3 separate regions of the Mus musculus genome follow, and all the other regions are linked to region 1. A link is a loop called in an ENCODE intact Hi-C map of the cell type or tissue named here. Cell type or tissue: heart. All regions are shown on one strand. Each heading gives the region's core, and the rest is flanking DNA. Links, peaks and the distances in the headings are about the cores only. Region 1 holds the start of Gm32328 (a long non-coding RNA gene). Region 2 holds the start of Igf2bp3 (insulin-like growth factor 2 mRNA binding protein 3). Region 3 overlaps Tax1bp1 (Tax1 (human T cell leukemia virus type I) binding protein 1).

The links. Hi-C counts contacts between places; a loop is a spot of excess contacts. Peaks named below come from ENCODE experiments on the same cell type or tissue, not always from the same donor. Only the 100,000 strongest peaks of a DNase experiment are listed, where the experiment ranks them.
Region 2: it touches region 1 in a loop (17-fold over the local background); 15 of 42 quality-filtered maps call a loop at or near these places.
Region 3: it touches region 1 in a loop (4-fold over the local background); 2 of 42 quality-filtered maps call a loop at or near these places.

The regions. Positions count from the first base shown.
Region 1 is chr6:51,165,981-51,176,015 of GRCm38, forward strand. Gm32328 (a long non-coding RNA gene) reads right to left here and starts at 466. Exons shown (of 4, transcript XR_377663.2): 1 at 220-466. In heart, for the core only: CTCF peaks have their summits at 2,272 (motif pointing left), 4,675 (motif pointing left), 4,981 and 7,018; DNase peaks (open chromatin) are centred at 2,271, 2,891, 5,141, 7,021 and 2 weaker places; H3K4me3 peaks cover 4,818 bases; H3K27ac peaks cover 4,901 bases.
Region 2 is chr6:49,211,428-49,221,462 of GRCm38, forward strand. It overlaps Igf2bp3 (insulin-like growth factor 2 mRNA binding protein 3), which reads right to left and starts at 3,527. Exons shown (of 15, transcript NM_023670.3): 1 at 2,870-3,527; 2 at 1,840-1,900. The coding sequence starts at 3,044. D030074P21Rik (a long non-coding RNA gene) reads right to left here and starts at 1,833. Exons shown (of 2, transcript XR_869057.2): 1 at 1-1,833. In heart, for the core only: no CTCF peak of the experiment used is centred there; a DNase peak (open chromatin) is centred at 2,874; H3K4me3 peaks cover 5,000 bases; H3K27ac peaks cover 4,841 bases.
Region 3 is chr6:52,714,312-52,724,346 of GRCm38, forward strand. Tax1bp1 (Tax1 (human T cell leukemia virus type I) binding protein 1) reads left to right here. Exons shown (of 18, transcript NM_025816.3): 2 at 6,987-7,155. The coding sequence starts at 6,994. Among named protein-coding and RNA genes, the nearest start is that of Tax1bp1, 5.6 kb to the left of the region's middle. In heart, for the core only: a CTCF peak has its summit at 3,714; no DNase peak of the experiment used is centred there.

The DNA.
Region 1 (10,035 bases), core at 2,158-7,157:
TACAGCTTACTCCACCTTCAGTGGCCAGGCCACCCCACAGCTAGCCTGAGTCTAAAGTTTCCTTTTCTCCTGAGCAGGGCTGGGCTCTCTTTCTCTGCAGCGACCAGAAGAATAAATAAAATCTTTATAATCGACGTGGGGGGGGGGGGGGCATGCCTAGGACATATTTTTCAGTCCAGGGGAGGGTGGGATGATGTTTTTTAAAGAGCAGGGACTCACCAGGTCTGAAGTCACAATGTCAAGACTCGGGAGGCCAAGCAGAGCTTTTAATTCCCAAGTACTCGCTCAAAGGCGGTCCTATGTTAGCCGTTTGCAGAGCTCAGTCATCCTCCATCGAGCCCCTTCTCATCCATTTGATCGGACTGACCAGCATCTTTTTATAGAAATCCAGTCTTTCATGACAGAGAAGTTAAGTAACTCATAGTTTTCTTCAGGAATGAGAATTCCCACATCTTGACTATCTACAATCCCATTGGTCTGTCTTTTTCTTTTCCTCTGAATTTTTAAAACATGACTACAGATTAAAGCACTGAGGAAAATGAAACCATATCACATTTTAAAACAAAATAAAGATCATAATTTGTTTGATTTTTAGAGTCTTACTGTTTTGAATAGAATTTAGGAAGCAAAGCCTATACTTTATTACTTTTAAATACACTCACTGCCCCCAAACACTACTATGTTAAAAGCTGTTATGAAAGATGGCTACAGACGAGCACTTGATTTGGCATGATGTGGGGAATGGAGAGGCTGGCCGTATACAAGGAAGAATCAAAAAAATCTTTTTGCCAAAAAAAGAAAAAGAAAAAAATATTTTTGGCTTTTTTGAGTCAGGGTCTCACTGTTTAGTTTAGGCTAACTTCAAACTCATGGCAATCCCTCTGCCTCAGCTTCCCAAGTACTGATAACACAGGCATGAGCCACCATGGCCCCGTAAGAAGACTCAAATTTGAAAGAGACTTGGGTTCATTTTATAATTTCACTCACATAATTATAGTCATTACACACCTCTCTATCTCTGGTAAAATAAATATATAAAATAAAATAAAATAAAATAAAATAAAATAAAAAAACTCCCAAGGTCTCCTGCAATTTCTCCTCTGTGTGTGCTGTTAAAACAGGCACATGTGCACACAAGTGCACCCAGCATCCAATGAAACCACACTGAGGAGTCCAGTGATTGCCTGCCAAGGTTTACCCCAGAGCAAATATTTACTGCAGAGCTACAAAGCTTCCCTCAAGGAAGACCAAAATGGAAGCGTTTACACACGTGGCAAATACTTTATGCGTGCCTGGGCCACAAGAAAGAGATAGTTTAATAAAAACATTTATGGATTTTGAAAGCAAACACAATCCAAGAGCCTCTGCACATGTGGGAATAGATATTTCAACCTTACACGTTTTCTCCTGAAGATCTTTCCGTTGGCCACAGTGAACAAGGCCCACCGTCCTCTGGGGCTCAGCTAATCCACACCATAAAGCATACACAGCCACAAATAAAAGTATGATCTAAACAGTCCCTCCACGGAAAGGGCAGGGATGGGACCTTCTCTGTTCTTCCCATGCAGACAACCTCCAGCATCGACGATGGCTGCTGCTCATTGAGAAGTGTCGGTGTCTCACCTCACTCTGCTCCTCTCTTTCTCATGTTTACCTGTGCCTTGACCGTACCATAAAAACCAAAAAGTAGGCCTGGTGATGGTGGCACAAGTCTTTAGTCCCAGCACTTGGGAGGCAGAGGCAGGCGGATTTCTGAGTTTGTGGCCAGCCTGGTCTACAAAGTGAGTTCCAGGATAGCCGGGGCTATACAGAAAAACCCTGTCTCGGAACAAACAAACAAACAAACAAAACAAAAACAAAAACAAACAAACAAACAAACAAACAGAACCAAAAAGTAGGAAGGGATGCATGAGTGTGCTTTCCACCTCAGTTTTGTAGTCTGATGGTTCCAGCCCAGACCCCACTAAATTGTGTGACCTTCGTAGTCTAAGAATCAAAGTTTGGTGCTTAAGATTAGCATTTGGCACATTTCCTGTGTTCTGTCACTTGGACATCCGCTGCTCTTCCTTATGCTTGTGACCCTTCTTCCCCCACGTACCCAGACTACAGCCATTTAGTATGAGCGCCGAGGATCAAATGGAAATGGCAAAAGAAATCACTATAGGGAAGCTAAGAAAAGTGTTCAAGGCCCAGCCTGACAATATTTTTGGGAGAAAGACACGTGGCTCCTTGTTGTTCTATTCTTGGTCTGCGTCGCCCCCTGGTGGCCTCTCCAGAAGGAATAGGGCGGGTCGGGGCTCAGTTCCCCAAGGTTCTGGTCTGTGTCTTGAGGGATGGAGTTGCTTTTTGCAATGGTCTGGTGCCCAGTAAGTTGTAAAGAACAGGGAGCAGGGAGGGGTGGAGTGAGGCGCACGACACTGAGGGAAGATCTGAGCGGAAGGAAAGGAATTTTTTTAAAAATTGTATAGGGCAAAAGGCTCATGCTTCTCCACAAACAAAAGAACACTGGAACTAGATAAAAATGGATAAATGATTGATGGTAGATGATAGGAAGGAAGGAAGGAAGGAAGGAAGGGAGGAAGGAAGGAAGGAAGGAAGGAAGGAAGAAGGAACTATCGTTTTACAGTCAAGAAACTGAGGTCCAGAAACGGGATTTGCTGGGGAAATCAAGTTGCTAGTGACGAATCCTCCTCGCCCCTTCTGGGGTGACATTGTTGAAGGGATCACACGAAGTGGGGAAGGATTGGGGCGTCAGCAAAGGAGGGGACTCGCTCTGTAGATTAGAGATCACGGTTCCAGTCACCACGTCCCGGGGTGGGAAAAACTGAGGGGTGTTCCAGACCCTTGCGAACCCTGGGGCGCCCCACCCAGGCCCGCTGCAGGCTGACACAAAGCAGGCGCCCCGGGCGGCACTCAGGCTGGGGCGGGAGAGCTTGATTGATGGACCCCGGAGGCGGCGTAGGGTGAGAGCCGGTGCTCATCCCCGCGCTCCTAGCAAGGAAAGGCTGATTTACAGCGCCCGGCGGGACGCCGGTGAGGTCCCTGCAGAAATGAAACCCGCTCTGGGGCCCGGGGGCACTGCGGCCTTCCATCCAGCCTGGGTTTACGGAACTGCCAGCCAATCTGCCCCGCAAGCCCTGAACCCACGCTTGCCCGGAAGATGCCAAAGTCTCAGACTGAGAAGTTAGGAAGGGCAGCTGGCCCCATAGTCCTCCTCCAGGACCCTTCTCCGTTTGTTTAAAGACGCTTTTTTTTTTTCCTTAAAGCACTGAAAAAAACTCAATTCCATCCACCCCATAAAAGGGAACTATGCGTACCCAAAAATTCTTACTTAAGTTTCTAAGTGTGTTTTGTTTCGGAAGATAAAAGGCCAATAAGTTTATAGGCAGTAAAAAATAAGAAACTTAAGATTGGGACTTCTGGAGAAGTAATTCTAACTCAAAGATAGTGTTAGGCCCTCCTGTCTGTCCCCTGCAGTTTGTGAAGTTGACTCTTAGGCACCAGAGCTGAAGTAACGCAGGTTCGGGATCCAGAGATAGGGTGTAAAGTAAACTCAGTTAGGGGGCCGCAGGAGAGAGGACTAGAGAAACCACTCTAATCACTGGCTTCTAAATAAAATTCAGCAGACGGGAAACCCAAAGTAACAAGCCTATGAATCGCTATTTTGTAGGACGAGGGCCTCGTGGCTGGATTCTGAGTGATTTTTTTTAAAGTAATAAATATGCCTTTTTCAGAGTTATTTTTTGAAGACTGGGTACGATTTTAAATTTCATGACTATTAGGTATAGTGATCCAAAGCGGAGTACAGGGGTTTTTGTGGGTGGGTGAAGAGGCCGCGTGGTCAACCCGTAATATGTTCGTGGAAACTGCAGAGCTCGCCTGTCAACTTGATTTTCTTTTCTTTCTTCCCTTCTCCCCTCTGAAAATACCATTAGCTCTTAGTCTGGCCTTGGGGTTGTGGTCGCACGAACACCTCTCTTCCTGATAAGTCCAAAGAGAAAAACATATACACTGGAGGTGCCAGAGATAAAGCTTTCCCGGGGTTTCATCCTCGTGTCTTCCGCTGGAGTTGGCAAAACAAAAGCGCTGCCCTAGAAACGATACTAAAGCACAGAAAGTCCTTCCTGTGACCGAGGTCCCAACACGAATCGCTGAAAGAGCCGGGTGTGTTAACTGCAAATGTGTCCGAAAGCAGCAACGCAACCTTCGGCTCCCGGGCTGCGACCAGGCAGGCATCTGGGGAAAGGAAGAGTGGTCGTTGGAAAATTAAGCTTTCCCCTCCAACTTTAATTTCACTTTAATTCCTAAAAAACCGAAAATGACACTCCCGAAGCGCGGCCGCCTCGATCCCTTATGGCCGCCCAGTTCCCTTTAAGGAAAAGTTTTTGCAAACACTGAATGTGTAGTTTACTCTAAAACTTGACTGGGCAAAAGTCTCAAGAGGAAGCTTCCCATTAAAGCAACAACCAACAAACTGATTTTCGTAATATGTAGCTTTCTAATAGTACAAGGGTGTCCCACTTCACTCGGTTATAAAATATAAAACTGTTTGGTTATTAATTTTTCTAAATTACTTGCAGAATTTGGGGAGAGTGCTGAGAGGCAAAGAAAAGATGAGCCTTATGCCATCTGGCGGTAACACGTGGAACTTCACGACAGCCACCAAATTCCACTGACCTGTAGGTCTGAACCTACAGGGATTTCTTCACCAAACGGCTGTGTAAACTTCGTCCTCTTGAGACGAAGAAGGACGATCTTCGTTACAGAAGATTAGATTTGAGGATAAAAATATTAGCAAAAACAAAAAACAAAAACAAAAAAACGGGGATAGATTCTGAAAGTCTGTAGCCACATAGATATTTTTAAATGAACCATCATACCTCTTGGGGAATTTTTAATGATCATTTATATTCAGTGACAAAAAAGTTTAAGAAAGGCTAAAGCGAGCAGTAGAATTGAGTATTTCGTACAGTTTGGCAGTAGTTTCTGCAGTACCGGCTACTGAACACGTGGGGGCGTACTCAAGTTTCCTCTGATCTCTGGTAATATGATTCCTTCACTTATTTGCATGACTTGTTGTGATTGGATAATATGTTTTAAAAACGTCAATTATACGTCAGACCATAGTTAGCCAATCAGCAGCCTATTGTAGCGTGATTGGTTTCCACTAGAGGTGTCAATCATCCGAAATTTGCATACTAGTCCTCCAACAGGCTGGAGCCTGTCAGTTTGCTGTGGCTGCTAGAAGAGCAGGAGTCGGACGGAGAAGAATGAAAATATACTTTTGCTCTAGCAAAGCGAAAGAAAAATATCGTTTTTACTCATCGTTTCAAAAATTAATTCAGCTATATATCTACCTAATAAAATAAGGACTTTCAATGAAACAAAAATAAGCAGCTATCAAAGCCTTGGTTATTAATTTTAGGTTTGCTGCTTAAAATATCAATAAGTAGTCAAACGAATAATAAAACTCCTAAAATTAAGCTAACAATTTTTTGTTACAAATGATCATTGTCAAATTAAAAATGAATATGACATTTATAAATAAATGTATTTACAAAATACTGCTTTCAGTACATAGGCAAGCTAAAAGCTTGGCTTCGTAAGAAAAAACACAGAAAAGAGAATCTAAAACAACATTTTTTACTTTATCAATAATGACACGCTTAGATCATCCTCTCCTCCGTATTTATTTACCGTGCATTCACAGACTGGAATGCTTTTGTTTGCACATTTCTCCTCACATAAACACTTTTTTTTTAACGGAAAAAAAATCTGTAGGGCCTGTGAAGAAGTCATGGACAGTTTTAAATTTAGAAATTCGTAAAGCCAAACACTTAGATTCTCGACTAGATCTTCCAGGAATATTGTAATTTAAAACATGCCCAGCTTCACAAGGCGTTTATTATTGCCCTAAAATACGTGCAGGAAGGAATCCGCGGCCGGCCGGAGTGAGGAAACAATCCGGGCCTCTCGCTTCCAGACGCTGGAATTTGGATGCAAGCGGGCAGCGGCCCAGCGGCTGCAGCTGCAGACACCGGCCCTCGCCTCTCAAGAATTTTGTAGCAGGCGTTAACAGGCATCTACACAAACCGGGTTTGATCCTTCTGTATAAAGCCGGTCCTGGAATGATTTCCAAATTTTCCACTCAGTAGTGAGCGGACTTGTCCTTCCGCGGTTTTGTCTTTTTGTTTGTACGTATGTTTGGGGATGGGGCGGGTAGTTTTGTTTGTTTATTTGTTTGTTTGGTTTTTTTTCTGTCACTATTCTTTAGTGGCTGCACTTTTCTAATTTTCTTCCTTTACGTATTTTTTTCCTCTTTATTTATTTTTTTTCCTTCCACCCAAGCACTCTTACAGTGTGTCTTTTTCTCGGGCCTCTTCGATTACAAGCCGCTTAGAGAGCTGTGGCAGATGTGTTTGTGAGAAGCCACACAGGGCTGGAGTGATGCTGGCTATTAGTGGAGTGCCTAGGACTACGATACCTGGGACATTGAGGGCTTGAATTGTGTGCTTTTCCGGAAATGCACGAATAACACGGCTATAAAAATAAACTTCTGGCGATTTTAAGTGGATTCCTAGAGGAAAGCAAGCCTCCTATTTCTCTTTACTCCCTACCAACAGTTAGCCTGGTGAAGACCGTCCTCAGTGAATCCCTTCCAGGCCCTCCTAGAGGATCTGTGGAGGACCGGGCACAACAATCTGACTCAGCGGGAAATGCCTGCAGCTAGGACTGCACCCCACCAGTGTCAGCACCCACCACCTCGCCATAGGTCTCTTTCACCTTAGCTCTCTTCCTTCTCCTTACACCTCATTTCTTTCTTTCTCTCCCCCCCTTCCTTTCTCTCTCTCTCTCTCTCTCTCTCTCTTTCTCTCTCCATCCCTCTCCCTCTTTCTTTTTTCTATGTGTCTCTGTCTCTGTGTGTCTCTGTCTCTGTGTGTCTCTGACTGGCTCACTCATCCACGCACGCGCACTTGTTTCCCCCTGGCTGTCAATCACACCCGCACACCCTAGAACGCTTGCGCACTGGAAAAATCCAGCCTCCCACCAACCCCACGCCCTTTCTACTCGTCACCCTGCCATATTGACCAATAAGAGCATGGATCTGGGGGCGGACTTCGAGAAATAAACCAATGAGAGAGCGATTGGAAGCTAAGGCTCAAGAGAAGTAAATCCTTCGTGGTCCGCATTGAGTCGCTTGGGCGATGATTTATGCGCCCCTTTTATTATTTGTAACACTTTGGGAAGTTATTAAGAGGAAGATCTACTGCTTCCTCTTTTGGGGGTGGAACTGGATAGTAATATTTGTCACTGGCGGGTTTTAGGGTAGAGTGGTGCGAGGTGGAAGGCCGTCGGAGACTGGTTTGTTTTGTGGGTACTGTTTTTCATTACACGACAGATTACCCTTTTCATTACAAGCTGTAGACAGGGCCAACTTCGAAGGTCTTCTTGGCTGAATGATCTTGGATTACTCAGAGAGCTGAAACCTGATGCCTTTTGACTTGCCTGTCTATACCCCCGGCACTAGAAGGAGCCATTTGGGGAAGATGTTGCAACCTCTAGTTGCAAGAGAAAGTAAACAGACTCCCCTCACTCAGGTCCCCTCCCGAGCACCGAGCAAATCTCCTTGTGCTTTTCCCGCCTGGATGCTCATTAAGTCTTAGTTGACTCTGAGGCGGATGCAATAAAACATGGATGGTTTCAGAACCCCAAACAAACCGAGTTTCTGTTTTACTCTCAGCCGGACCACACCCCCTGCCTCTCCACTCTCCCCCCACCCCCACCCCCCCAAGGAAATTGCATTTTCAACTAGCGCCTCCGGGAAAGAACTGCGGGAGACGATTCCGCTCGGAAGCTTGAATGTCGGGGAGGGGGGAATAAAGAGCAGCGTGGAAAGAGCACCCCACAGTCCCGGGCCCTGGAAGACTGGAGAGCTAAGAGGACCATCCAGGAATCCGCACTACCCGGAGGTGTGATGAGCTAAGCGAAGTTAGCACTCGCCCAGAGATGAAGGCCAAGCACCTCAACCTAGCCCTCTTCCCGGGAAGGCCAGCCTCCCTGGGGGACTAGGCTAAGGGCTTTGGATGGGAAGAAAGTGCCAAAGAAAAGAAGAGTTACAGATTTGCTACCTCTGATCTCCCAAACAGAAAGTGGATGTTCAAACGTTAAACACTATTCCCGGAGGACAGGGATGGGGGAGGGGTCTTTCTGTTTCTAGACCACTGACAGGAACTCGGTAGCTAGTGTCAAAAGATTTCTATTTGAAATTAAGAAAAACAATGCAAAAGGGCTTGTTAGGGCATAGGCGAGGGGAGAAGAGACAACCGGAGTAGGAGGAGAGCGATGGAAGGAACAGGAACTGTTTGATCCTGGGAGTGGACGGGAGGAAAACAAAACAACGCACTTCAAAGCTCGGGGCCTAATCCTCCTCAGGTTAATTTCTGCTTCCTAAAACGTTGATAAGCACCATAAATCACTCGACCAACCCCCACCTCGCTGATCTTGCCCGGAGGGTACTCTCCCCCTGGTCTGCCCCCAGGGGCTCGATGAGTCTCCTGTGCTCAGACCTGGGCCTCCAGGGTGGGAGACATTCCTGGGTTTTGGGCTGCGGGATGAGTGCACGGGAATCAGCAGACAGAAAGGTGCTGGAAGAGGTGCGGGCCTGACCTTGGAGGAAGTGGAGTGCAGATGCATTCTGTCTGACCCTGGGGGTTGTCTGTCTGGCGCGCTGTTTGAAGGAGGTTACAGCTTGTTTAAAGATTTGCAAAACTGAGGAGCCGCAAAGATTAGAAATGCCAGCCTGAGATTTATCAAATGACTTCCGGTAGCAGAGCCGGGTTTAAACCCAGGCGGGCTTGCGTCTCCTGATGGCGAATTCTGGACCTGGGCCACTGTGCAGGACTGGCCAGGTGCGCGAGGAGGAACACAGAAGCGATGGGGCCAGAAAAGGGTCTGCCTTAGGTCCCCAGGGGGCTCACTTTAAGTCCCAGTCTTAGCTGTGTCAAGCTAAGTGAATGTCAAGCCAAAACCTCTCCACAGGCCTTTCTGAGCAGAGCGCCTCTCATCCACCCGCGCCGCTGTCTGCAAATGAACCAAATACCTTGAAATTGATAGATGCTAGGGGTGTTGTCCCTGAATTCCCCCGCTGGCCTTCCTTGCTTGAGGAGGAATCCAGGCCTGGATGTACTATCTGGAAAAAGCTAAAGGTGTTTTAGGACTAAACACTTGTGTTCAGAGCAGGCATATTGTTTAAATAAAATGTTAAAATAAAATAAAACATGACTAAACAAAATGCTAAATAAAACGAAACATGTCAAAAGTCTGAGACATGCATCACGGGGTGGGGGGTTAAGAGTAGGCTCATGCCTAAGTTCAGAGCCAGCCCGGTCTACATAATAAGAATAAATAAATACTTAAAGGAAGAAAAGAAAGAAAATGAGAGCTGAGACAAATTGAGTGTTGAGTGCATAAAGAGCTTTAGCTTATGGGATACTTGGGATTGTGGCAGTCTTGCAGGAGAGGGCACAAATCCTTCCCTCTATGAATGACTGTGTCCCTAGACACGCCTCAGGTGTGCAGATCAAATAGCTCCCCTACACTTACTGCATGCACCAGCAAACCTCTCCGATTAACAAAGATACTACAGCAGTGGGCCGACTGGCCTAAAACAAATATCTAAAGGATCAAGAAAACCAAAATGGAGGGGAGAATCCATTACTGAACCTTAGTGAAGTCCCTTCTTTGCCTTGGAAAATTCAGGGGATGCAAATGTCCCTGGATATTATTAGATACTGAGATGTACATCCAAAAATAAGAAAAAGAAAGACAGACAAAAGAGAGATCAAAGCGTTTGTTATCTCCGATAAATAATTACTTTGTCACACGTGTAGATATTCTTTTGTCCTCAAAAGAGAAGGTGATGTGATTGTCTATAATGCTACAGGCTCAGACCCAAAGGACTACGTTTCCACCTTGGGAAAAAAAAATAACTCTAAACAAAATGTTAACGGTTTTCAATATTACATCAGCAGCTAG
Region 2 (10,035 bases), core at 2,596-7,595, 2.0 Mb before region 1:
TACCCAAGTTCCTAAATTAATTCTCCACACATGGGAAGACATTAACTTCAAAAATAAAAAACAGAGGATACAGCAAACTGAGGTCAACCCATTAGCTGGAGCTGAAAAACTCACTTAATGTTTTTAAATTTAAAAAGACATTTAATGTTTTAAATTCACAACAGTCCCTTTGTTAATTATAATCATTTGCCCTGCCCAAGGATTCTGGAGTGGAAGGCCTCTGGCATGCTAGGCAATCATTCTACTAATAGGGTACAACACCAGCTCTTCGTTTTGTTGTATTGCTTACTTTTAATTCTACAGTGGATTTAAAAACCAAGAGCTAAGGGTGTGCCTCAAGTGGTAGAGTGCTCGCCTGCATAAACCAACCCCTTGAAAGATTGGGGGGGAGAGGGGAGTGACGGGAAGGGGGCCGGAGGGACAAGCACTAAGACACACTGGATAAACATGAAACCAACTAGCATGTGTGCAATAAGGTTCGTTTTTCCAAAATGGCTGATTCACAGGCTAGGTCTCTAAACTTCTTAAGGGCAAATGAGTTGTGCCTCAATTGTTTAAATTCCTATGAAACCAAGATCAGTTTGATACTTTTTATCCACATCTACTTTAGAAGAGTAAACAAAAATAATAAAAGACTACATTCTACTATATGAAATAACTTGACCCTTATCAAAATAGACCTAAATCTGGTTACACAAATATCTTTCCAATTATCTTAGGCGAAATTAAACAAGGACTTAAAAAGGAACCTACAAGTATCCACACTAGTTTATTTCTAAAACGAGGAGTGTGAAGTGATTCATGTGGAAGAGAGCTTCATTCAAAACAGTCACACAGCATTCTTGCCCTCTGTCTCTGCAGGGCAAATCCCTCTGTCCCCCAGAGCACACTCTCAGAAACACTTAACCAGATACACACAGCCCTGGTTTGAATTAACTTCAGGCTTATTGTTTGCTCCAGGTTAGGAATGGGGGAAGACTGAAAAGCCAGCCAGAAACCCTAACCCCACCTTGCAAAACCCAGCAGGCTAACCTCAGTCTTTCCAGTTAAGAGTTACAGAGTCGGGGGGGGGGGGGGGGGGGGGGAGGGCAGGGAGGGAGGGGAAGGGGGGCGCTTCTCCAAAAAGCTTCAGTAGCTAAAATAGCCTGCAAATATTTTGTAAAGTGACAGCTACAGATGCTCTCATAGAAGAGAAATCTCAGTGAAGTTGCAGATTCCCCCAGCCTTCACCGTCTCTTGGTGATTATTTGTAAGCAAAATACACCAAGGGACAGGAGGAGCTGGAACAAAGGCACTGTTAGGAAAAAAAAAAACAACAACAACAAAAAAAAAAAAACAACTTTGGAGTGTTTGAAAGGCCCCAGGACCCCAGCATTCACTGTGTTCCAATGGCCGCTGGCTGGCCAGTGAACCAGGGCAAAAGCAACTGTGTTCCTCCTCCTGTATTAGAAGCGCCCACCACGGCGGACCAGCTTCTCCACATCTGTCCTGGACCTGTCTTCTAAATCCCGTAGGTTCCCAAAGACTATTGGCTTTTGAAACTCGGGCTGCCAGTTGAGACCTAAACCTGCTCTGCCAAGAACATGTAGCTGTGAGAGCTTCCTTGACAGGCTTTTAAAACAGCAACAATAACCCAGAAGCAGGGGCCGCAGGCAAGCCCCCATTTACGTCCCAGAATTATCAACGCGCGCGCACACACACCTGCCATAAACTTAAAGGCAAGCAGAAAAAGAGCTAGCTGAACCGTGGCCCCAGCGTGTAAGCCAAAGGGTCCGAGTTTGCATCTGTGTTCTGTGCTTCCTCCCTAAAAAGCGGCCAGAAAAGGGTAAATCCGCTCACCTCTGCCGTTTAGGGACCGAGTGCTCAACTTCCATCGGTTTCCCATGTAGTTCCATTTTACCTGTGAACACACAAGAGGCAAGACGACGGGCTAAATTCAGCAGCTTTCCCCACCTTGAAATCTACAGTCTTTAAGAGAAAACACACCCTGCTTCAGTGACCTCAGCAGGGCCCCAAGATTCCCACCCGACTCAAGGACAAGGGAGGAGCAGGGCAAGGAGAGGGTGCAGAGCTGACCCTTCGGGTGGGTGTGGCTTTTTAACTTGCAGAAAGCTGGGGAGGGAGAGCAAGAGTCAGGCTCACCACTTGGGTTGCAATTTTCGCCTCCTGACCCCCTCCAAGGGCCACCCCGCACCCCAAGGTCTGCAAGAGACACACCCCCAACAAACAGCCTGCCATGGGGGCGCGCGGCCTTCTTTCTGGTCCACATCCAGGTTGGCCTGGAGCACTGGGCGATGGGATTAAAGAGCCAGGGTGCCAGGAGGAGATTGGGCGGCCGGGGTGCTGGTCCACGCGCGCTGACCCATCAAGGCGCCGGCCTCGAGTCCAGCTGGGGACGGTGGAAACCGAAAGGCACGGACAGCTGCTCTCCCCTCGGGCATCCAGGCAGAGCGCACTCAGACACCCGGGCCGCGGCTGCGCGCACGGGCCGGGACTGCGGCGCCGCGCGTGGCAGGGCTGCCGTTCTGGCAACAGCCGGCCGCCGCCGCCCACCTGCCCCTTTCGCTCTAACGACCCCGCGAGGTGGACGCGGCGGCGTGGAGCGGGACCGCCTGGACGCGGCCTCCCCCCGGGCGTAGGCTCAGGCCACTTTCTGTTCTCTACGGCTGGGGGACAGCGACCAGACAGAGGGCCCGGCGGGCGTCCACGCTGGGCCCCAAGGCCCGCCTGGCCCGGCCTGCAGCACGCGCCGCGCCGCGCCCCGCGACTGACAGCGCGTCCCCCTCCCCACCCCCACCCGCCCCGCAAGCGGGGTCCCGGATGGCAGCTGCGGAGACGGGGAGGCCCCGACCACGCGCGCGGGCCCCACCTGAAAGCGCCTCGATGGCCTTGAGGGCCCAGCCCTCGTCCGGGCAGTCCACGAACGCGTAGCCCGTCTTCACCAGGAAGGGGCCCGCCACCGGGATCTTAGCGTCCTTGAAGACACTTTCCAGGTCCGCGGGGCCGGCGTGGTCGCTGAGGTTCCCGATGTACAATTTGTTCATTGTGAAAAGGGGTCGTTTTAAAACCCGAGGAAAATGCTAAATTAAAAAAAGCACCCACGGCGGAGGATGGAGCCGGTGGATTTTGTTCCTCTCCTCTTGGCTTTCAAACCCACACAGTGACCCAAGCACGGGAGCGGCGGGCGAAAACCAGATCCCAGGGTCCTTTTTCCTCTTCTGGGTATTAAAAAAAAGAGAGAAAGAAAAAGCCTAGCGACGAGCCCAGCGTCGAGTCTTCCTAACTCTGGGGAGGAGGCGGGATTAGCGAGAGAAAGGAGGAGGCGCGGGGGGAAACTACTTTTTGTCTCTTCCTCCCCAACCCCTTTGGCAGCGGCCAGCGGGCTGTGAAAATATCACACTACGTGGGGCAGGCGCCGCCTCCCCGTAAAAAAAAAAAACCCCGAGGGGTGACTGGCAGCGGCGAGGGGAGCGGGGCGGGGGCAGCCGCTCCGAGTGTCCGGCTTTTTGAATGAGCCACGTGTTCAAACTACAAATCAACGTCTCACGTGAGGAATCCCAGCGCCTCAATTAGAGTGGGTTTCGGAGGAAAGAGAAAAAAAAAAAAAAAAAAAAAAAGCGAGAGGGGGAGGGGAAGCGAGATTGGGCGAGGAGGGACCCCGAGCTGGAGCCGGAGCCGGAGCCGGGGAGGGGGTGGAGAGCGTCCAGCCGCTGCAGCCGGCGCCAGGCGCGATGGGCACGGCGAGTTTCCAAAGGGTCCGAGCCTCGGGAGGGTCAGACGAACGATCCTTTTTCCTTAAGATGAGGAAGCGGTTAGGGGGTCCCGCGGTTGCAGTTACCGTAGTTTGTAACCATTCGATTTTTAAAAAATGGGTCACTTAACAACGAAATCTGAATGACAATCTCGAACTCAGTCGGTGGCTCTGATGACCGGGGAAAGTAGAACCCGGGGGCAGAGCGCCGCTCCCCTCGAGGGCCCCGGGGACCGAGCAAGCGGGGCGGCCCGGGCCGGCGTGGGGGAGGGGAGCCGACGTCCTGGGCGGGTGTCTACGCGACACCTCCTCCGCCTGCGCTCCGGGTGGCTCTCCGCCTCGCCGTTCATTGGCTGCTCGGCTACGAGAAGACTCTGGATAAATGAGGCCGGGGGCGGGCTGGCCGCGTGGGGGAGGGGCGCGGGGCGGAGGCTGTGGGGCTGGGGGTGGCCGAGTGGGAAAAGTCGGTACTTAAAGGGAAACCCTCGCTTCCTGTGGTTTTTCGAAGGGGGAGGGCTGGGTGTGGGGGAGGACTGATACTTTTATTTAAATAATTTTTGTTAAAGAACTTGGGACTCTAAGGGAACCCTGTTCAGCGTCAGCCTAAGGTGGCGGCCGCGCTGGGAAACTATTCCTCGGCTCTTTCCGCCTTCCTTTGACTGTGAGAGCCATTCATAATTTTCCCTGTAGGTAACGAGCACAATGGTGGTTGGGGGGTTGGGTCTGGGCCCGGTGGAGCCTTCCTGATCCTACTAAATGTGAGCCGGAGAACAGGAATAGGGAAAAAAGGGCAGTACCCCTGTCCTTGTGAAAACCTTCAACTGTGGCTTAATGGTTGTGTGCTCTACTCAAAGGCTTCAAAGATAACTTGTGATATATTTTTAACAGGCATTTTATGGAAAAGAGAAATTGCCGGGTTTGGATGACTGAAATTAAGCTCTATATAGCCTGAAAATACAGGCAGAAATCTAATGTTTTGCTACTCTCGCAAGTTGAAAAATGTGAATAGAGAAAATATGTGCTTCATACTACAAACGCCTTCAGCAATTGATAATTTGATATGGTGTTCTCTTTCAAAAAAAAAACTTAATAATACTTTATCTCTGACAGAAAAACAAGTAGCAGCTTGTTTTTAAAACGTGAAATTATTGAAAGATCTAGAGTATTTGCATTTTGTCTTTAAAAGGAACTTACAATTCTGTGTGAAGTAACCGGAAGGTGTCAGATCACCCATTTTCAATGCAACTATTCTTTCTAACAGGTTTTTCTTTCCTGCTAAGCAAACCCAACTGTATAAATGAAAACAAACTTTAATAGTATTTTCACCTAAGTTTAATTTAGTAAAATGGTCTTTATGAAATTATGAGACAGTATTCAGAACTATTGGAAATCTGGAAAGAACATCTTTGGAAGTGAATTTTTAAGGCTAAGCTAGCTATTTTAAAAAGTTATTCTTCGCCTTCATGCATTTGGAAAGAGAAGCAGCTCTCAAGGAAAATATGTATTCCTTTAGACTTCTGTGGCATTCAAAAAAAATCACTATAAATTTTACGAATTTAATTTTGTAGTACTTGTGAACCAAGCCTTGTTGGAGAAATGTTTTGATTTGTAATGTTTGCTTTTCTGGAAATCACTTTGAATATGATCATATAACTTAATATTTTTTAATAGCAAACTGATCAGCTTGCTACCAAATTGTATTGATTCCCCCTTCCCCTGGATTAAATGTACTTTGTTTTATTGAAAATTATATCTAACGAAATAACTACTTTTAAAAACATGGGATATATTATTTTTATCTGTCACTGTCAAACAAATCTTAACAGCTGGAATTTAAACCAAGAGTGTGTCAATTTAATGAATATGTTCCTGGGCGCCTGTGAATTTAATGTTTTATTGTTGTAACAAACTGGATACTTTGTCTAGGACCTTAACACTCCAATAATAAAGTTGAAACATCAAAAAGGTAGTGGACATAAACCACTTCCAATCTGCCAAACATTTGGGAGATTGAGTATACACTCCGTGGCAAAATTAAAAACAAAAACAAAAAAACTGGGTAATTATTAATTTAGCTTTTCGAGCGAAAAATACTTGAATTTTTCCAGAACACATATTATTAAATCCGTGTAACTTCTCAGATTCGTAAGTTAATTATATGGATGCCTTAAAGAACTTTCTCACATTATTTGTATATGAACCAAAACAATTCTTCAGCAGTTGTAGCTCCCTAAGTAATATTAATTCCACGGAGGAAGGATTCCCACCCATCTGTTTACACATTCGATAGCTACATTTCTTCTGATGACCCGGAAAAGTAAAAATGTTTGAGGTTCTGTGTAACGTGAAAGTATGCCTAGGTCCGTTACCGCTGCTGTAGCCACAGGTTGTGGGCAAAGCAAAGGGTGGCCCTAGGGCTCCCTGGCCGGGGCCTGACACCCTCACGCCGGTGGGCGCGTTTCACTCTTCTCGAGAACCGCTCCTCTGAACTCTGTTCAAACCAGAGGCGAGATCCGAGACCTGGGTCTGCTCTCACTCCGGAATCTGTCACTTCTATCTGTATTAAACATGGAGCCTGGGAGCCGAGAAGATGGGGCGGTTTGTTTCCTTTCTTCAGCTCCGCGCAGAGAAGAGGAACCCGTCGAAACGCACACAAGAGAAAGTCTTCATGGGCCGCTGGAGCCTGACCACACGGCTGCATCCAAGCATGGAGACTGCGTGTAAACTCGCGAGGCGGGCGCACGCTCGAGGATGCTCCGTCCCCACAGAGAAATAACGAAGGCTGCTTCTGCTCTGTCTGGGCGGGGCGGCCGCCGATGGCGCGGAAAAGCGACCTAGGGCGGGGCTCCGACGCTGACGGGCTGCCCTGCAAGGATTCAGACCCTCACCCAGCGCCGGGAGAGGCGCCGCCCTCGCCGGAGCCGCTCGCCGATTGGTGGAGGCAGCGAGCCTATCATCGACAGTTGCCGCCTCTGGAGTCTTAGCTGGTCTCCACCCATTGGCCCTCGGGCCGCCCCTGTATTTACATATTTTGTGGCGCGAAAATAACCCTTTGCTCCCTTGTTGGCTGGGCTGTGGGTGAGGGGTGGGCTTCCGCTCGCAGCGCTCAGCCCTTTAACTGTTCGCCCCAAGTCCGGCAGCGCGTGGTACCCGGGGCCAGCGTGGAGGTCGGGGTTTTGGACGCGCACGACCCCGAACTCATCTTTTATTTTTAGGTCTTCGAATGTGTCGGTCTATTTTCCTTTTACTTTTTTTTTTTTTTTTCATTTCAAAGAAGCACAACCAAATTATGTTCCCAGGTGCCTGAATTTAACAAAACTTCTAGAGAACTCGTTCAACCCCCTCCCTCCCCAGCTCCTTTTGTGGTCCGCACGGTTGTTTTAACCAAAACCAACCTCTGAAAGGGGGGGCGGGGGGTCGAGAGCAAACGAAAAATTCCGGGTAAAAATCAGCTTTGCTAAGACCACGTTTTCGTTGAAGCTGCCCTAAGACCGGTGAAGTTGAAACCGACCTTGAAGGATTAACGATTTCTGTAGCTGAAATGTACTAATTTCACTGACGTTTGGTGGAGATGGTGAGAAAAAATAAATACGAAATTGGTTTGGAAACATACGAAACAAACGAAATAATCAGTAACCGAAAAGGTAAACAACCACAATTTTTGTTAGGTGCTGGTGGGTTTCTGTTTATAAATACATTTCTATTGTTTTTTTTTTTTTTTTCTTAAAAATATAACGATCAGAACTTTGGTGGTGACAGAAAAGAAGGAAGTATAAAATTGTTTGATTTGTCAACATTCATAAAAGATTTTACCAATCTTTATCTGGAGAAAAAGAAATGGGCCACCCAGAAATACAAATTTATCCACAGATAATTTTAATTTTTTTCTTAAAGTCTTAGCAGGGGCGGGGGACTCAAATTTAGTTGAAACCCGGTAAAAGATTATTCAGCAAATATTTAATACTTGAGGAAATTGGCTTAAATTAATATAAGATTTTTCTGTGTATTGTTAACTTTCAGCTGTAGTAAATCATATTATCTTCAAGTTCTTTTGAGAAAACTGTTCAGTTTACTCTTTAGATCTAGTCTCTAAAATCGAATGGCTGTAACAAATTGCCATGTACCATAGTGAAGCAGTTATCTAAGCAGCTTTTAAAAACAAATTGTAAGTAACGAATGAGTTGGTCAAGAACTTAAAACAGGTAATCATGTGTTTAACACATTATTTTAATTCAACTACATCTCACTAATGTGGTTAATAAATGGTGTCTTTTAAGCTTTGGTGTAAAGTCACTCCCCAGAGTCACAAATTATTTGAGTTGAACAAACTGATTAAAACTTACAGACTGAATTTATAGTGCAGTACTAAAAAGCTAGGATTTAAATAAGCTGAAACTGAAGAAACTTTAAATGTGAAGGTATGGTTATTTGGAAATTTTAGCTTGGGATTTATTTTTGTAGTTTGAAACCGTGCAGTATCAAGAGAAAAAAAAATTAAAGAATTTTAAAGAGAAAGTTGCATTTTATAAATAAATTTCAAAATTAATCTAAACAAGCCAAAACTCCAAAGCCTGATATATTTTCAAATGGCTTCTCAAAAACAAAGGTTTATACAAACAGTATTTTTCCTTAATCAGGCTAAGCAATTGATTTTTTTTTTTTTTTTTGAAAGTTCAGCCTTAAGTCAGGAGTTGGAATTTCATCTGTCTGTAGACTTTGTGGGACTGGTAAGTAGTAGCTAGCAGGGTTGCTCTTGTTGCAACTGTGTCTTGTTTTATACTGCTTCCCATGGTCGACAACTGTAGAGTGCCCATTCTTCTAGGGGCCGGGAGAATGAGACCTTTCATGAAAAGACTCGGTGGGGATTGGCGAGTTCATAGTATTTCCAGACTGACTGAAGAAAACAAAAGAGCCAGGCGTTTGTTTGTAGGGGAGGAGCCTGAAGAGGCTGGAGAGAGTTGGGTATTTAAACTTGTTTATCGGTTGCAGCTCCTGTATTGTGTGTCTTCCCATGCGCCACAACTGTGCAAGGGCGGCTGGAGCGAGAGTGTTCGGACTTAAAGGGGTCAAATGGCCCAGGAGTCCGAGCTTGGAAAGCCTCTTGCAGAGAACACTCCAAACCTAGGCTTCCTCCCTAGGAGGAGGGAAAGCTAGGGGCGGGCTGGGGCGCTCACCCCTGCTCAGCATTTTCCAAGGTCTGTCATTTAAAGACACATCTTGGGTTACTATTCTCACAGTTGGAGCGCTCCATCCCAGAATTCTGTTCCCCAAACCTTAGGAATGAAAGTTCTCTTGGTAAAACCACCCGGAGTCCCTCCTAAGTAAACGCTGAGGCCAGATGAATTCCTCATGTTGTCAATACATGAAGAGCTCATTTTTAGATTTAATAAAGGAGTTGGGTTTTTTTTTCTAATTCCTTGCTTGCAAAAATAACGGTAGGTAAATACCTGGCTAACTACCATGTCCATTTTACTCACTGAAGTTCATTCCTTCTTGAGTTCAATTAAATTTGATGCTGAGCCTCTCCAGTCTGGTGGTCCCAGCTTTAAGGGGGAGCCCAACCCACTGTAGGTGCAAAGTTTGAGGATTTGATTTTATTTTAAAATATTTTAGCTGAAGTTGATAAAGAGTATGGTACCATTAGATATAGTTGGGGGGAAAAAACCTAATCTGAGATCTTTATCAAAATTAACCTAGCATGCTTCTAAAACATATGCTTCCCTTACTAGTATTGTTTACATTAAAATGACTATATTATTAATTAAATTAGCAAGTATATATTGTTATAGTTAATATAAATGTTAGTAGCAGTGTTTGTTTTGTTTTTACCAGCTAAGATAGTGTGATCTTTGTTTTTGTTTTGTTTTGTAGCCCAGGCTGACTTTGAAAGGGTGATTCTCCTGCCTCAGCCTCCTGAGTGCTAAGTTTACAGGCATATCCCGATGAACAGTTAAAGTGTACTATTGCCTTCCTAAAGAGAACATTTTGTTTGGATAGAGGTTTAATTTAATATCAATACCAGAACTGTTTTATACAAGTTGTATTTAGTATTTTGATTTTTGGAGGTCTAGTATTATTCATTAAGGTAATGTTTCTTATTTTCTTTCTTTTTAATATTTTTTCACAGTAAAGTAAGTTGTTCCTATCCTTTTTGTCCTTTTTCAAAGACTTGGGGGATATTTTTTTCCATAAATTTTGAATACATGAGGACTTCTAAAGATAGGTATTTGATATAAACAAGAATAAAACATATTACTATTTGAAATTCCCCATAGCTAGACTAA
Region 3 (10,035 bases), core at 1,775-6,774, 1.5 Mb after region 1:
TCTGGTGCCCAAGAGAAGGCTTTAAGAAATCTTGGGGAGGATCGCTTCGCTCTGTGGTCGTCTGGACTTGATTTCACGACTCCGCCTCCCTCGCTCCACCCACTGCTGACTCTCCCCGGTGTTTTGGACCCGGCGGAAGGTGCAAGACGTGTTCTGGCTAGCGCTCATCGCCCGAAAACTGTACTGTTAGAACGTAGCTGGGGTGTTCGCTTGTATTTCCCTGTTGAGAAATATGAAGTACAATTTGTTCCTGAAAGTTTTGTTGGAAAACGTTGTGGCGTTTGACTATGATAGATTTCCGGCTTTATCGTTATGTTGGTATGTTAGACATTTTAATGCTAAGTATCTGCCAAGTATGCTGCTTTTTGCCAAGTGGTAAAAATTCATGATTAGGACACGAACAAATATAATTAAAATTTTAGTGTTCAATCCCAAAACATTCGAAAATGGTTATTTGAATAACATTCCTTAAAAGTGGGTTGATTAAGTGGGTTTGTGATCTCCAGGTTACCCTCTAGGTGTGGAGAAGAAGCTGAGGCCAAGGACTCGCCTCCATTCTATTCTTCTCAGGGGTAAATTGGATTTCTGTATGTCCCTTTCGAATGTTAGGCAAACGCCCTGAACTTATCTTAGATTTCTGCAAGAATATATTTGACTATGCTAGGAATGACTGGTTAACCTCCTCCCCCTCGTCTTTGTTATTTGTTAAATTTCAAATACAGTTGTATTGTATTATTTGTTTTCAAGTTATTACATTAGCTGCATACCATTTGCTCTTAGAATCACAGTCGTGTATGTGAAATGTATGTGAAATGTAACCATTGAGTACCTTTTCTAGGACAAAAATAACATCTTGGAATTATAAATTGTAACCTTTAAAGGATGCTGTTTTTAAAAAAATTTAGACTTATGCGTATGAGTGTTTTGCTTGCATTTTATGCCTGGTTATATCTGACTTAAGTCAGAAGAGGATGTCAGATCTCCTGGAACTAGAGTGATAGATGGTGTGAACCACCATGTAGGTGCTGTGAACCCAACTTAGGTCCTCTGTAAGAGCAGTAAGTGCTCTTAATTACTGAGTCAGCGCTCCATCCCCTAGGATGCTAAGTTGGTTTTTAAAAAAAGATTTATTTATTTTATTTTAATACACACACACTGTAGCTGTACAGATGGTTGTGAGCCTTCATGGGGTTGTTGGGTATTGAATTTAGGACCTCTGCTCGCTCCGGCCCAAACATTTATTTATTATTATAAATAAGTACACTGTAGCTGTCTTCAGACACACCAGAAGAGAGCATCGGATCTCATTATGGGTGATTGGCTGCTGGGATTTGAACTCAGGACCTTCGGAAGAGCAGTCAATGCTCTTACCTGCTGAACCATCTCGCCAGCCGGATGCTAAAGTTTTTATATGCAGTTCTAACTATATATTTATATTTCCTTGGAAGAATTAACTTACCTGTAAATTTTATTTTTACTTATTTATTGGCTGGGTCTTAACTATGTTGTAGCCCTGGCTGTCCTGGAGCTCTGCATGGAAACCAGGCTGGCTTCTGCCTGTTTTCTGAGTGCTGATGTTAAGGTGTTTTCAACCAAGCCCTGCTTCACCTGTGAAGCTTGTTGGTGTATTTTCTTTGGACTGATTGTTAGTATGTAAACTTTGGGCTTTCTGCACTTGTAGCTCTAAAGTTTACATTGTTCTAAATAAGCCTTAATAGAAATTACAAAGTTCTATCTTCTAATACTTGTGGGCCAAGAACAGTGTTTTACAAATGAACGTATTTTAAAAGATACAAAAATTAAGTTAAATTGGATCTGATATTTTATCAGCTGGGATTATAGCGCTTGGGAGCTGAGGCAGGGAGGAGTGTCGTGAGCTTGAGGCCAGCCTCAACTAGAGTTGCACAGCGAGTCTTTCTCAAAAGAGAAAACCACAGCTGGGCAGAATATAGGAATAACCAGCTATCAAGGCTGGTGGAGATAGAGATGGCTTCAGGAGTGCAGATTAACAAGTCTTTGTTCCTGCCTCCTCAAAGTTGGCTGCTAATATCTTTCTGAGGCTATGCTATTCTACAAACTATGCAGAAGACTGAAGAGTAAATAAGGGACTTGTTAAATCATCAGGCTATTTTTATTCTCCTTCACATGTTTCTGTCATTTAGGATTTAAGTTTGGAGACATTTTACACACACACACACACACACATTGTTTTTTGTTTTTTTTGTTTTTTGTTTTGTTTTTTTTGTTTTTTGTTTTGGAGGGAGGGTCTTGCTCTGTATGTAGCCTTGGCTGCTCTGGAACTTAATGTGTAGGTCAGGCCTCTTCAAACTTACAGGGATCTGCCTGCCTCTATTTTCAAAGTGCTAGAAATAGGCCCCTATTTTTGTAATTGAAGGTTTTTAAAAACAATGGCTGTCAACCCTTATCTTAATTATGGTACAAAAGTGTTCATGCAGTGTTTTCTATTGAAGTAAGTTAGACACAGGGGTTTGTTACTAGCTTGGTTTTTTATTTTCTTTTATTGACTTTATTTTTGAAATTTCTGATTGCACACAAAGGAAACAGGAGCAATGAAATTAAGACTTTTGCTGTTTTTTTCATTACCCCCTTCTTTCCTCCAAACACATTGTTTTTTCTTCTCCTGGAGTTTCTAAAGTGAATGGTAGAAATTAAGCCTTTTTACTTACGGTTTTTCGAGACAGGGTTTCTCTGTGTAGCCTTTGCTGTCCTGGAACTCACTTTGTAGACCAAGCTGGCCTCAAACTCAGAAATCCTCCTGCCTCTGCCTCCCAAGTGCTGGGATTAAAGGCGTGCGCCACCACGCCTGACTGCCTTTTTACTTGTTTTGTAGCTAAGTGATGGAGAGTTAAAAAAATATAATGTAATTTATCACCCAGATTTTTTGAAACTTAATTGGTAGGATAGGTGAAATACTTAAAATTGAAAAAGTCATTTAGTTCCATATGGAGCCACTGGAAGAAATACTACCACAAGAGGCTGCTCCATTTGGGGCTAGTAAAAGCCCAAGTGTAAGTAAAGATAGCATGGAAAGAAGTGCTTTTTTCCTTCTTAGTTTTGGACATTTGCTTAGCTAATGCCAACTATCTCCTTATTCATCTTGATTTGGATATTAGTGAATTGTAGAAATAATAAAATTGGGTTTTAGTGCAAAGATCAGTGGTTCTCAGTCTTCCTAATCTGAGACTCTTTATTATAGTTCCTCGTGTTGTTGTGACCCTCAGTCATAAAATTATTATTGTTGCTATTTCATAACTCTAATTTTGCTACTGTTATAAATTGTAGTGTCTGTGGTTTTGAATGATCTTAGGCAACCCCTGTGAAAGGTTCATTTGACCTGGAAAGGAGCTGAGACTCTTAGGTTGAGAAATGCTGTCATAGAGAGTAGTTTACAGCCTGACACACATAAAGAGGTTCTGCTGGTGTTAGAACCTTGAGGCTACAATAGGAAGGGCTCGCTGTAGCATTTCAGACATTGGTTCCTAGACATATGTCAGGCCCTTCAATTAGTAACTGGGAATTTTTAATTTATAATTCTCTTCCCAACTTACTGCACTTGTTTCTGTAGAAATGCCTTAGAGACAAGGAAGCAGAGTCTGGCCTGGTGAAGTTGCCTGGCTGTATTTTCTCTTTCCAACTAAGTAGGACTTGTTCTTTGCTCTGAATGTCAGTCCCAGGCGTTACCACATGGTGATGCAGTGACTTTGCACATGGCTTCTCTTCTAGGTTATGCACTTCGGCATTCTCAGTGAAGGCCAATGTTTTTAGTAGCTTTCCCATCATTTCAGTGTATTATCTTTGAGAAGAGTGAAGCAGAGTTACTACGTGGGAGTCAGAATTTTTTTTTTTCTAACTTAAAACTGATGATTCAAGTTGTGATTCTTCCTTTAACTTTTAAAAATTAAAAGCTATATTTTCATAAAAGTAAAAAAACAAAAGCAAAAAAACCCCAAACAGACCAAAATTGTGTGTGTGCGCGCACGTATGTGTAAGCCAGAGGTAGATGTTAAGCATTCCTCTCTGTGGCTCTCCACCACATTTACTTATTTTGAAGACAGTCTCTTATTGAACCTGGAGTTTGCTGATTTAGCTAGACTAGCTGGCTTAGTGAATCCCTAGGATCTGCTTGTTTTTGTTCCCAAAGATTTGGTGCTTATAGGTAAGTGCCTGGGGATATGAACTCAGGTCTTGATGGTTGCAAAAACAGGTACTTTACCCAGCAAGCCATCTGTCTCCTTGTTTGTTTGTTTGTTTGTTTGTTTGTTTTGCTGGAGGGTGAGGGTGGAGGCCTCATAGCCTAGGCTTGGCCTTCAAATCTCTGTGTAGCTTGAGCACTGACTCCAGATTCTTTTGTTTTTAGTACTAGGATTATAATTCTGGGCCACAACGCCTGGCTTCACACAGATTCTTACTTTTGTGACATGCACATCATGCATATATAAAGCATATATATATTTTTTTGTTGTTGTTAAATCTTGAATCGGATGGTATTTCAAAGTGTGAGCCTCCCCTCTAGCTTCTGGATTGACTTCTTTTACAAAACTTGTCTGTTCTTTCAAGTGGCATTCATCTATCCCACTGCAGTTTTCATCTCCCTATATAATTTTCCAAGGAGAACTCATCCAGTCAGTGGTCCTGCAGCAAGCATGTTTTCTCCTGGTTGGTTGGTTTCTCCCTCATTTTCTTTTGAGGTAGGGTCTCTGTGTAGCCTAGACTGGCCTTGAACTATCTTCCTGCTTCAGCCTGCTTAAATGTAGGATTACAGTTTTTTATCACCTGCCTAGCTGGGTTATGGCTTTTATTTCTTAGTCTTTAGATGTTCTTAGTCTCACTATGAAGTCATGGCTAGTCTTGAGGCAATCCTGCTTCAGCTTCCAGAGTACTGGTGTAGGCCTGTAGCATTATGCCTAGTTAATAAACTTTTTAATAGTTGTTCAAATGAGCAGCATCTACCGCTGTGATTTCTAGTAGAAACTTCATTGAGTTGTGAAGTAAATTAGATTAGTTAGCAATTTTTTTTGTCCTGGTTTCCTTCATTGTTGCAGGGATCTTCTGTAATGACTTAGAAGCAAGTGCTATAGGCAGTTACTTTTGTGTGTGATGTATAATTAATGATTGTATTGAGTCTGTGATGTGCTCTGTAGTTGCTTCTTTGAGTAAATTCCATCATTGTTTTTCCTTTTTTATCAAAAGTGAATCAGATTAGAAAACTATTTGAAGCTGGGCTGGTGGCACAGGCTTCTAGTTCCAGCAGAAAAGAGGTTGAGGTAGGATTGCTGAGACTTATGGACAAGCCAGGGCTACAAAGCAGGGCCCAGTCTTAAATAAACAACTAAAATAAAGCAGACAAACAAAACAGAACCATTTGAGTCCTGTGCTTTTTGTGGTCTATCTCTGTCTTTCATCTTGTGTTTGTATACTAAATAGGTGAGCATTTACTGGATGGTGTATTTTCCAACATCATATATCTCATTAGTGCTATACTTTAAAAACTTAAACATTTGTATTGTTTATGTGGCTATGGGATGCAGGTTCCACTGGCCACTTGTGGAGGTCAGAGGACAACTTCAGGAGGTGGTTTTCTCCTTGCAATTCCCACATGGATTCTAGGGATTAAACTTGGGTTGCCAGGTTTGCAGGGCAAATACCTTTATACCTGGTTCTTCTTGTTTTTAATACCCACTATTTATGTATTTATGTTTTGAGATTATGAGACTATTACACCATTTATCCTTTCTGTTTTTTTTCTCCAAACCCTACTCTATACCATCCTTCTTGTTCTCTTTCAAATCTATGACCCCTTTATCCATTAATTTTTGATACATGCATATATGCATATCATATATATTCCTAAATATAACCTTCTCAGTCTATGAGATGTCACTTGTGTGTATGTCAGTTAATGTCTACTTATTTTTAATAAGTATATAGGTAAAGTAAATGAATACTTGTAGGTAAGGTAGTTTTTTGTTTTGTTTTGTTTTTTTTTTTAAGATAATATTACACCTAGAAGGAAAGGATAACATCAATATAGGTAGAGGAACAAGTATGATGAACTGTTTTAAGAGACTGACTGAGGAAATTTACATGCTTAAATCCCAGGAAGGCTGGCAGAGCGTGGGTTAAAGAACTGGCTTTCTACTCAGCTGCATACAAGATTAAGGGAATTTTTAGAGACTGGGTTAGGAGAGTGTGTTTATATGTGCATGCACACAGAATCATCATAATTGTTTTCTTTTAAAGGCCCTTAATAATTCTGATTTGAAACCAGGATTGAGAAGTGATGGTTCAGGGTATTACAATATGGTCCGAAAATATAAACAAATGTTAGCATCAGGTTCACTATGGTAATCCAAACTCTAGAATCTGGGGAGAGAGATGGGAGTTAAGGAGGAACTTGAACATAAACATGGTGTTCAGGGCTTCCATACAGAAAGAAAGCATTAATTCAGCAGTAATTGATAACATACAGATATTCAACTGTCTGTTTGTCTTTCTTCCTTCCTTCCTTTCTTTTTTTAGTGTCTATTGCTAAAGAGAAGTCATCAGGTTTATATTGGCAGAGCCTCCATTAAAATACTGCTTGCTTGCTTTTGGTTAGAATAGAGAGCTTAGCTTTCCCGGAGAGCTGCATTGCATTTAGTTGAGTTTTGTTTTGAGACAGAGCTTACCATTTTGTTCGATTTTAAACTCAAGTGTTTCTTCCTGAGTCATACTAGCTATAGTTTCTATATTTCTATATTTGGTCATATTTTAAAGGAATATTTCTCATGTTTAAGGCATACAAATATTTAGAATTAGAATTGTGTTTGTGTGTGTATGGTGCTGGGCATTGAACCTAGGGCCTCATAGATGAGGAACAAGGACTTGACTGAGTTGTATCCCCATCCTAAAAATTATATGGGTTTTGAAAGTATAAGTTTATTCTTATTTGACAGTGTTTAACGTGTATGAATTGCTCTTTTCAGATTCACAATGACATCCTTTCAAGAAGTCCAATTGCAGACTTCCAATTTTGCCCATGTCATCTTTCAAAATGTGGCTAAAAGTTACCTTCCTAATGCACACTTGGAGTGCCATTACACCTTAACTCCGTATATCCATCCACACTCCAAAGATTGGGTTGGTATATTCAAGGTAAGAGAACTTGAATATTTCTTCCACATGGATTCTTTTAATTTTATCTTTTCAGAAATTACATTTATTTATTTTGTGGCGTGTGTGTGTGTGTGTGTGTGTGTGTGTGTGTGCTGTGTGCATACCGTTTGTATCTAGTCAGAGGACAACTTGGAAGAGTTGGTTGTATCCTTTTATCATATAAGTCTTGGTGATTGAACTGCAGTCCTCATACTGGCAGCAGGCAGCTTTGCCTGAGGAGCTATCTTGACAACCTGAATATTTTCTTTAAACAGATTTGGATTTAACTTATACTAAACCTTGTCTTAAGAAACTACATTAAGATTCAGTTTTGTAAATATCACCATGAAATACTAAACACTGTGCAGTCATTTAAACACTGGGAACTTAATTCCACAGGTTTTCTTCTCTGTGATCAAAAGATCCAACTTGGGTTTTTTGCGAAAACTTTTAGAATATTCTCTGTGTGTGCACGAACTTGTGTTGTCTGTGCTGGGTATTGAATCCAGAGCTTCATGGGCAAGTGCTGTACAAGTGAGCTGTATCCTCAGCTCAGAATCTCTTAAAAAAAAACAAACCAAAAACTCCAAATTCTCTCCCATTTCACACTTAAAGGGGGAAAATAATCATTTTTAAAAGATTCTCAAATTGTATACTGTCTCTTCTTGTCGTTTGTGATTGATTTTGTACATCTCTGTAGCCATGCATTGCCTCTTTTGTTATGTACCTCTTAAATATTGCTCATATTGTTATTGTATTATTTTTAGGTCAATACTCTGTTTACTTGAGAGAACAGTAAATTCTTTGTGGGCTGGTTCATATAGTCACCAATCATTTTTCATATTATTTACTTGAAAATTACGTTTCAGTGGTTACTACTTTGGTATTCCCTATGCTGGAGGTTTTATGCAATTTTCAGGCTCTTCAGAATATAGTGGAGAACAGATACAGTTTCAAAAGGCTAGGGGAAAAGGTTTTGGGCTCTTTTCTGTTTATTATTGCATGAAAGAGTTACACTAGTCTAAGCTAAAAGTGGACCCTAAATGGTTGCATATACAAGCTGTGAGGTTTTTAAATCTGTGACAGAACAAGGGACGGAAGGGAGAATCTACTCATTGCAAGGAAATTCTCACTTGAGCTTCAGCGAGTCACAAGCACTTAAAACTTGGGAACCTTCAGCTGATTGTCCAGTCTCTGTCAGGAACTGGCATGTGTTCTTGAGAAGGTCATCCCTTCAGCTGAAGTACTCTCCATATTCTAGATGCACAATTAAAGTACCATTGCAGGCAAAATGTCTTAAATGCCTTTTCCTCTTAACATAATCATCCCTGAGGCTTTGGATCAGGGTCTTCCTGCCATTTCTCTGTTGAATTTGAATATGAAAATAATCCTCAGTGCCCATAGGAAGCAGGTCATTACCCTTACTTGAATCAGCAAAGGGGTTGAAAGAGTGGAGGATCTGGATAAGGCCAAATGTGTCATAATATTTATGTACATATTCATTGAATCAGTTCATTTAGTTAATTGAACCAGGTTCTTACTATAGGACATTTATGATGTAGCTAAAGCCTTAAATCTTTTTTCATTTTCTTCTTTCTTTTTTTCCCTCGGGGCAGAATCTTAACTGTGGCCAGACCTCACTGTGTAGCCCAGCTTATCTTGAATTTGTGAAACCCAAGGTGAATAACCCGAAGGGTCTCAATCACAAGTTCTGTTAACTAGCTCTCAGAACTCTGAGTTTGGTGTGCATGCTTGGGCACGCAAGAATCATAGGCCCTGCCCACAAAATGCCAAGGCTCAGAGTCTGTTATATTATTTTGGCTGCAATACAAGCTTAGGCTCCCAAACTTAGGTTTCTATGAAGACCCCATGGTGAAGTCCTCTGCCATTTGATGAGTCTTACATGCTGTTTCCACAAATAAACCTATTCTGCAGAGATAATAAACTAGTTAACTGCTGTGGATAGTAGATCTAAAACTGTTTGAATGTTTTGTTTCAAGCTTTTCTTATTTCTTAAAACATTTTGTTGGAAGAAGTGATTTAAGCCACCCATTATAGTATGATAAAGGTTTCCTCTGGCTTGTAATGTTTTGGCTGAGAAATCTGCAGGTAGTAGTCACCCTTGTATGGTGACTTTTTCCTTGCTGCTTAAAGACCTTTGGCAGCTTGATAATAATGCGTCTTGGTGTCTCCTTGGGCTTAGCCTAGTTAAGGTGCTTTGAGGTTGTTTTGTTTATAGAGACAGGGTTTTCTTATGTAGTCTAGGCTGCCCTTAAACTCTCTAAAGCCTCGGTTTACCTGACTCTTCCAAAATCTGGGACTCTAGACATAGAGCACCATGTTTAGCTATTTTTAATTTTTGTACTTTGTCCATTTTCTTTTTCATACCTAGTAAGTTTCAGCTGCTACTTTTAGAAATATGCTCTAAGGCGGTCTGTTTCTTTCTAGAGTCTTCAGCCTTTGATGGCTATATTTTATTTCCTTTTTTTTACCTTACATCTTGTCTTTTACTACTACCCAGGCTGGCTTTGACTTCACAGTCCTTTCTCAGCCTCATGAGTAATGGATTAAAGATGTGCACCACTACTCTGTTTATATTGTTTTTATTGATAGGTTCTTTTATGTTCAACCCCCTTTTTCATACCCTTTTGTATTCCCTGACTCAGCTATTAATATTAAAATTTAAAATTGCATTTAGTTAATTTTCTGTGGACATGTGTATTAGTGCCTGTCTCTCTGTGTGTGTGTATGTACATGTGTGTGTCCAGGTCAAGAGGACAATTTTCAGGAGTCAGTTCTTGTCTTCCTACCATGTGGGTTCCAGTGATTGAACTTGGGTTGTCAGGCGTGGTGGAAAAGCCTTTTATCCATTGAGTTTAC